Regions from separate parts of the Homo sapiens genome. Here region 1 is linked to region 2. Evidence: chromatin loops called from intact Hi-C (ENCODE). Cell type or tissue: GM12878. All regions are shown on one strand. Each heading gives the region's core, and the rest is flanking DNA. Links, peaks and the distances in the headings are about the cores only.

Evidence for each region. A loop is a pair of places that touch in the nucleus more often than their neighbours do. Peaks named below come from ENCODE experiments on the same cell type or tissue, not always from the same donor. Only the 100,000 strongest peaks of a DNase experiment are listed, where the experiment ranks them.
Region 1: a loop joins it to region 2, with 7 times the contacts of the local background. A loop is called at or near these places in 5 of 110 quality-filtered maps.

The regions. Positions count from the first base shown.
Region 1 is chr1:65,039,633-65,044,032 of GRCh38, reverse strand. It overlaps a transcript of JAK1 not described here. Among named protein-coding and RNA genes, the nearest start is that of MIR3671, 16 kb to the left of the region's middle. In GM12878, for the core only: a CTCF peak has its summit at 2,392; a DNase peak (open chromatin) is centred at 2,422.
Region 2 is chr1:64,684,241-64,688,640 of GRCh38, reverse strand. The region is part of intron 26 of CACHD1 (cache domain containing 1); the gene reads right to left. Among named protein-coding and RNA genes, the nearest start is that of RAVER2, 59 kb to the left of the region's middle. In GM12878, for the core only: a CTCF peak has its summit at 1,711; a DNase peak (open chromatin) is centred at 1,565.

The DNA.
Region 1 (4,400 bases), core at 311-4,310, 360 kb before region 2:
TACAAAAATTCAGCCAGGTGCGGTGACTCACGTCTGTAATCCCAGCACTTTTGGAGGCCAAGGCGGGTGGATCACTTGAGGTCAGGAGTTCGAGACCAGCCTGGCCAACATGGTGAAACCCTATCTTTATTAAAAATACAAAAATTAGCCAGGTGTGGTGGTGGGCCCCTGTAATCCCAGCTACTTGGGAGGCTGAGGCAGGAGAATTGTTGACTCCAGGAGGCGGAGGTTGCAGTGAGCTGCGATTGTGCCACTGCACTCCAGCCTGGGCAACAGAGGGAGACTCCATCTAAACAAACAAACAAGCAAAAAAAAAAAAAAAAAAAAAAAAATTAGCCAGGTGTGGTGGTGCATGCCTGTAGTCCCAGCTACTCAGGAGGCTGAGGTGGGAGAATCACTTGAGTCTGGGAGGCAGAGGTTGCAGTGAGCCAAGATTATGCCACTCCAGTCCAGCCTGGGCAACAGAGCAAGACTTTGTCTCAAAAACAAAAAACAAAAACAAACTATATATATATATAATCATATGCTATGTAACATTTTGGAATTGGCTTTTTTTCAATGTAGAATAACTCCCTGGAGATTCATCCAAATTGTGGTATAGGTTTTTGTTTTTATTATCTGAAGTCTATACATTTAAAAAAGTTTTTCTATTGAGTTTGTTTTATTATTAATGAAAATCTGTAACCAAGGTTATTGAAAGTAGGTGCCACTTCCTAGCTAGGAGACCTTGTGGATTACTTCATATCTCTGAGACTCCATCTCCTCACCTTTAGAATAGGCATAAAAATTAGGACTTTATATTATATTCCCCTTATTAATGGAGGCTAATTACAAAGATGCAATACCATGTCTTCTTTAGTCACAGAGTAACTCCAAGTCCTCATATTTCTGCGATTGGGATAAACAGCAGGTCTCATGCACTGTTTTGAGTGAAAAACATTAGATTCCATGATCTACTTTTTCTGAGACCACCTGTCATTCATATTGTCCTGCAGAAAGGATCTGATTGGGTTGGTTTGTCATTTCCAACATAGAGAACCTGTAATGGGCCCACACCAAACTCCTTGAAAGGTGTTTTCCTCTCTGTGGTTCTCTTGCAGAAGCACTAGGAGAATCTTTACACTTCTCTCTCTGGCCATCAGTCAGAACAAACTGAAGCCGGAGCTTGCCTTGGAGGTGATGCCCATGCGATAGAGGTGTTCTGGCTGAGGCTGATGACCACCTAGCAGATAGGGACTAAAAGCAGAAAAGCAGAGAGTTGAACTCATCCTCAGTTTAGTTCTCTGTAGACCAAGAACAGAAGTTATTTTATCAAACATAGTAAAAAATGAAAAGTCCCCGTTGAGTCAGTGCTCTCAGAAGAGGACTCTGGATTTGACAGGTACCTAGTACTTACTGGACCCGCATCAAAGACAGCTATTCCATAAGGTTGTTATAAGGAGAAAATTCAGTGGCCAGGACAACCTTCGGCCAACTCTAAAGCCCTATATGAAACACCAGTTATTTCACCAAGTCACCTGATGTAACATGAATTCAGTCTTCTCTATGCTTTTTGTGTATGAGCAACTGTAAAAAGAAATTTCTGGGGTGTGTTTGTGTGTGTGTGTGTGTGTGTGTGTGTGTGTTAAATAAGAGTGCCTGGTTTTTCATAACTAAGACTAAGAAAATGAAAAGTATATACAGTTGTCCTTCAGTATCTGAGGGAGATTGGTTCAGGATTCCCTCAGGTAGCAAAATCTATGGAAGCTGAAGTTCCTGATAATAAACGGGATAATATTTGCATTTACCCCATGCACATCCTCTCGTATACTTTCAATCATCTCTAGACTGCCTCTAATACCTAATACAATGTAAATGCTATGTAAATAGTTGTTATACTGTACTGCTTTAAAATTCGTTATTTTTTATTCTTATAGTGTTTTCTGTTTTGAGGGTTTTTTTGTTTTGTTTTTCTTTTCCAGATTTTTTTGTTTTGTTTTGTTTTGTTTTGAGACAGAGTTTTGCTCTTCTTGCCCAGGCTGGAGTGCAGTGGTGAGATCTCTGCTCACTGCAACCTCCGCCTCCTGGATTCAAGTGATTCTCCTGCCTCAGCCTCCCAAGTAGTAGCTGCGATTATAGGCATCTGCCAACATGCCTGGCTAATTTTTTGTATTTTTGCTAGAGACGGGGTTTTACCATGTTGGCCAGGCTGGTCTAGAACTCCTGAACTCAGGTGATCCACCCACCTTGGCCTCCCAAAGTGCTGGGATTACAGGCGTGAGCCACCGTGCCCAGCCCAGATATTTTTGATCCATGGCTGGTTGAATCTTCAGATGGGAGGACCAACTGTATGTATATATAGTATAAGTATTTGCTTGTGTTTCTGAAAGGAGACAGTAGAGTTCAGTACAGAGCTGGAAACTAGCGCCCCATGGTTCCTGTGAAATGTCTGTGTACAGGAACATACAGAATCAGATGATCGCTTCTGTGTTTGCTATGATAAGGGTTACACAGAGGCCATCAGGTAGGAGACGACACAGAGAGCACAGGTTGGAGCACAGGTGGGTCGCTAGGCATATCCAGGGTCCTGGGCTGATACAGTATCTAAAACAGAAAACATCCAGTGCTTACGGGGTACTGGCTCTTTCCTCAGACTCCACATTTGAGATGCAGAGGAACTAAAACTCCATCTTTGTGTATGTAGCAAGTTTTCCCCTTTCAGCTTTGAAAATGAAAGTTTGTTTTAGGTCAGGTTCAGCCTGGGGAAATGAGAAAATCACCCACTGGGATGAGCCCTTCCCCCTTCAACACTGTAAATAGCTTTTTCCACTTGGCGCGGTCTCCTCGCCACGGTAATAAGGAGCTCTTGCTGGCTGCTCCGACCCGTGCGACAGCCAGGCCTTCAGGAGGTCTGGTGTCCCTGCACTTTGTGGTCTCTGAGCAGTCCAGCTCTGCCTGCCATCAGTTTGGGCACTTGACATTTCAGGAAATCCTGAGCCCAGATTGCAGGCCCTCTTTTTCCGTGATGATACCCACTACATTGAAATGATGGATCTGTGATAGCAACAGGAGCGATGATATACATCTTTGTATATCCCTGCCCTCCCCAGACCCCAAGTCCTATATAAAAACTTCACTTCCTGGGCTTCCTTTACCCCACCCCAATATTTGCCATGTTTTCTTGTGTTTCATGATTTTTCTGTCAGCTCCTCTGAAATGTGAGGTCCTTCAAAGCAGGACTATGTTTTTTTTCGTGGTATCCCTTGCCCCTCGCAAAATGCCTAGGACATAATAGGTGTTCTATAAATGTTTGTTGAATGAATACAGAAAAACCAGAGCGCCACTATGGGTAGGTGAGTGGGATGGGGAAGGCCCTGAAATCCAGAGCACAGGGGGACCTGGGCATGTGTGTGTATGTGAGGGCTGAGTAGGGAGATTGTTGTGGACAGAATAATGGTCCGTAGAATAAAGGTCCACATTCTGATCCCTGGAACCTGAGAACACGTTATGTTAAATGCCAGAGGGAATTCTGGTTGCAGATGGAATGAAGGTTGCTCATCCCGATTGTAAGGTCGAGAGATTACTATGGATTACCCAGGTGGGTCAGGGTAATCACAGGGTTCTTACAAGTGGGAAGCAGGAGAGTCGGAGAAGATGTGATGACAGAAGCACAGGCTGGAGTGAAGTGGCCTCGAGCCACAGAAGGCAGGTGGCCTCTAGACGATAGAAAGGTCAAGGAACAGATTCTTTCCAGAGCCTCCAGAAGGAAAGCATCTGTGCTAGCACCTTGATGTTAGCCCTTTGAGGCCCAATTTCAGACTTCTTTTTTTTTTTTTTGGAGACAGGGTCTTGCTCTAGTTGCCCAGGCTGGAGTGTGGTGGGGCAATCTTGGCTCACTACAACCTCCACCTCCTAATTTCAAGGGATTCTCCTGCCTCAGCCTCCCGAGTAGCTGGGATTATAGGTGCCCACCACCATGTCTGGCTAATTTTTATATTTTTTGTAGAGACAGGGTTTTGCCATGTTGGCCAGGCTGGTCTTGAACTCCTGACCTCAGGTGATCCACCCGCTGCAGCCTCCCAAAGTGCTGGGATTACAGGTGTAAGCCACTGTGCCTCTTCGCATTTCAGACTTTTGACCTTAAAAACAACTTGTGTTGTTTTTAAGACACTAAGTTTGTGGTAGTTTCTTACAGCAGCTATTGGAAACTAATACAGAGGCTAAGCCTAGGGGAATGGGGGGAATCCTCAGGAAGGAACCAAATAGAACACATAACCCTGGAAAAGGCAATGGCTGTGTCGGAGAAGCTCAGTCAGCATCCAAAAATACCTTTCCTGCTGAATCACCCTAGATCAAAAGTCATTGACAGTAAGATCACCACTGGTACGCAGCTCAATGTGTGTTGCCTTTAGTGTCCCCAA
Region 2 (4,400 bases), core at 73-4,072:
AAGGTGGGATCAGAGGCTCAGAGGACAGGGTGCTGGAGCATGGGCCTCGAGGAGATGGCAAGGACATAAAGTAGGGCAGTCGCAGTGTGTGGACTGTTCAAGTGCACAGTAGGCTGGATTTGGTGACCAAATGGACTTGCCTGGTGAAGATGCCAGGGAGCTGACATCCTTGGAAAAGGTCGAGGTTTCTAGGTTCAGATACTGAGCAAATAGTGATGCCCTTACCCAGGATTAAGAGACCAGGAGCCAGAATAGGTTTCTCAGCTTTAGCAGTGCTAAGTCTGGAGTGTTAGATTGGGTGCTAGGCTCCAGAATCTAAGTCACAAACTGCTGTGCATATTAAAACCACCTTATGCTATACATGTAAAGGATTAAAGTAGAAAACAGGATTTTAGCAAAATCCCAGTGATTATTCAAACACTTCCTGGATAGCTTCCCGTCTCTGCTCATTTACAAGCACCCACACACTAACTGATAATTCATGTTAGCATTCGAGGTGTTAGATTCATGGTGGCCCTTCTGCTTGGCTCACCCTCCCACCTTCCTCATCTTGCTATTGTGCCTCATGCTTCAGTTGGAAAGTCTTCTCTGGGAAGCTTTCCCAACCTATTTCCCCCACCCACCTCCAGTCCTGCCAGCCCACATGGGGGCTGGTGCTCCTTCTGTGATTTTACATGCATTCTGTGCACATCTCTTATATTTTGCCATATTATAATAAAAAATATAAGGCTATCTATTCATTAGCAAATTCTTTCTTAAATTGTAAGTTCCTGTTTATCTTTGTATCCCTAGTATTTAACACAGTGACTCACACAAAGCAGGAACTTAAAAACAACTGCTGCCCCACCCCCCACCAACGCACACTATACTCTCAAAGCAACAGCATCAGTGAATTTTGTAGTTACCTGTGGCTTTGCCTGGTACAACATTCACTAGTCTCATCTAATAATGCAGACATTCTAGGATACACTGGACTCTGTCCATGGGTTATGACAGAGTCCAGTGACACTCTGAACCTGGCTGGTCACAGGTCCTGGGTTCACATCCAGGACGGTAGTGATGGTGCAGCTGTCTCCAAGGCAACTCAGGAGGGCACCCATCTCTTCATCTCAGGATGGCACCCCCATCTCTTCTGCTACTGCTTTCTGATAGGAACCTCAACAGAGGTGCTTTCAGAGTAAAACTCTCATACTAAGGGCATTCCATTTAATTTCCTTACTATGATACCATTGCTCAACTCCTCTGTAACTTCCTCTTATTTCAATCATTAATGGAAATCTGAAGAGGTCAGGGGAGAAGGGAATAGCAAGTTGTGGAAAAGCAGGAGAAAGACAAACACATTTTCGTATTCAACAAATTAATTGTTTACTCAGTGCCAGGCAGTTCTGCTGAGCACTGGGAAGGGTGATGAATTAAGACAGACATAGTCCCTGACTCATGGAGGAAGACGCACTATTTGAAACACAAAGGATATTTGCAAACACTTTCAAGGAAAAATTTATTTACTATCCAAAGGCTTATGTAGCAAAGTGTCTGCAAATACAATCTCAAGTGGGAAATGGGCTTTAGAAAGGAGGTCAGGCATCTATCAAAAAGAGCCGAGATTAGGTTTTTGTTCTTTGACAGTCTGCTTATATATTTATCTGATAGTTCCTAAGAAACTTTGTTTGATTATAAGGGGTGTGACGTCCCTCTGGGGACTCACTCACCATCTCGTGGCCACAGAGAGTAACTGCAGGAGAATGTTTGTGCACCTCTAGAAAATGGTCTTACGTTCATCTACAAAGTTTTTTGACCAGGTTTTTAAGGTTCAGCATTTGCTTTTTAAGTATTTTGGAATTTGCCACAAACTAGGGAGAAATCTTCCTCTACAAAGAAAAAAATGTTGCCTAATATACACTTACATAAAGTTTCTGATGAGATAGTAACCAAAATACAAATTCACAAGGAACAAATAACGTACAGGTGTTTTTTGACTTAAAAATAAGCCAATAGATGATTGGACAGAACATGATATTTTTAAGAGAAATGGGCAAAGCAGATAGATAGTTGAAAACACACACAGGTAGTAATTGTTTCTAACCTCCACTTGTGAGGGTAACACTGCTGAAAATCAATCATTCTAAGTGGTCTTAGACTATGGGCCAAAATGATTCTACTTTCAAAAAACATTCTCAATTGGAGTAGTTTTTCTTAAGATACAACAATTAAAATTAGATTCTTTTGAAAAACGAAATTCTGTTGGCCACATAAAATATTTCTAAATAAAAATACACCCTAAAGTTTCTAAGTTTAGTTTGGTAACATTCAATTTTCATTCAATTCTAGGATCACAACTCTGAACTCATACCATGAGAGCCGAGGCCGTTGTGTAGTCATGTATTTATAGACTTAATTCTTTTGAGTTTCCTTTTGTGTAACACACTCAAGGATTCACATGGAAATACGCTTATCAGGGAGCAGAGAATCATGACGCCACAATCCTACCAGTTCAAGGGCCAGTCAATGCCATGTTCCTCCATGGGGTTTCCCATAATTTACTCGCAGATAAAAGTGAACTCTCACCCCTTTCCTTCTTTGTTTTACTCTTTTAAGGAAGCTGTCATATTCCACCTTTTATCAAGCATATGAATACATGCATTCATTTATAGCTTCCTCCTAGACTGTAAATTTCTTCAGGGCAGGGTGGGCACAGAGGTAGGGAGGTCAACCCTGAGCACCGTGCCTATCATATGTCATTTCATTTCATCCTCATTGCAACTCCACCCAGCATTTTTTTTTTCTTTTTTTTTTGAGACAGCCCTGTCTCAAAGAGCTCAAAGAGTTCTTGGCTAGAGTGCAGTGGTGCTAACATGGCTCACTGCAACCTTGACCTCCTGGGCTCAAGTGATCTTCCCACCTCAGTCTCCCGAGTAGCTGGGACTACAGGCACGTACCACCATGCCTGGCTAATTTTTTTATTTTGTAGAGACAGGGTCTCACCATATTGCCCAGACTGCAGTAAAAATTTTTAATCCTACCTTAAGTGTTAGGAAACTCAGGTCTAAGGTAGCTCACTAAGGTCTCAACAGCTTGTGGAAAAAAAAGGGGGAGAAGTAGGCTTCAAAGTGAACTGGCTTTACCCTATCTCCTAAGCTCTTCCTCTACACCAAGCTGTCTTGAGGAAGTAACAACTCCCATCTGTAGCCCCCTCCACCTCCACAGTGTACAAGGGTACAGTCATGTCTTGTGTAATGACAGAGATACATTATGAGAAATGTGTCCTTAGGTAATTTCATCATTGCACAAATGTCACAGAGTGTACTTTCACAAACCTAGATGATACAGCCTACTACACACCTCGGCTATATGGCATAGCCTATTCTTCTAGGCTACAAACCTGTGCCACATGTTACTGCACTGAATACTGTAGGCAACTAAAACACAATTGTACACAATACTGTAGGTAATACTATAGGTATTTATATATCTAAACATAGAAGAGGTACCAGAAAAATACCGTATAAAAGATTTTTTAAAATGGTACACCTGTGGCCGGGCGCAGTGGCTCACGCCTGTAATCTCAACACATTGCGAGGCTGGGGTGGGCGGATCACCTGAGGTTGGGAGTTCGAGACCAGCCTGACCAACATGGAAAAACCCAGTCTCTTCCAAAAATACAAAATTAGCCGGGCATGGTGGCATGTGCCTGTAATCCCAGTTACTTGGGAGGCTGAAGCAGGAGAATCGCTTGAACCCAGGAGGTGGAGGTTGTGGTGAGCCGAGATCGCACCATTGCACTCCAGCCTGGGCGACAAGAGCAAAACTCTGTCTCAAAACAAAAAACAAAAAACAAAAAACAAAAAAGGTACACCTATATAGAGCACTTACCATAAATGGAGCTTGCAGGATTGGTAGTTGTTCTGTGTGAGCCAGTGAGTGACTGGTGAGTGAATGTGAAGGCCTAGGACATCAGTGTACACTACTGTAGACTTTATAAACACTATATATTTAGGCTACTCTAAATTTATTAAACTTTTTTCTTTCTTCAATAATAAACCTTTGCTTACTGTAACTTTTTTGCTTTATAAACTTTTAAACTTTTAAAACTTTTTGACTATTTTGTAATAACAGGTTAAAATACAGACACATTGTACAGCTGTGCAAAAATATTTCCTTTTGTTATATCCTTATTCTATAAGCTTTTTTCTAGTTTAAAAATTTTTACATTTCACTTTTTAAACTCCTTCATTAAAAAACTAAGACACAGTGTCTCCAAAAAAAAAAAAAAAAAAAAAGAAGAAGAAGAAGAAGAAAAAACAAAGAAAATCCACGAATATGACTAAATGGCGATAAAATACCAAAAAAAATTTTTACCACAAATGAGATCCTTGATATGTAAGGAATGATACAGTTTTGAA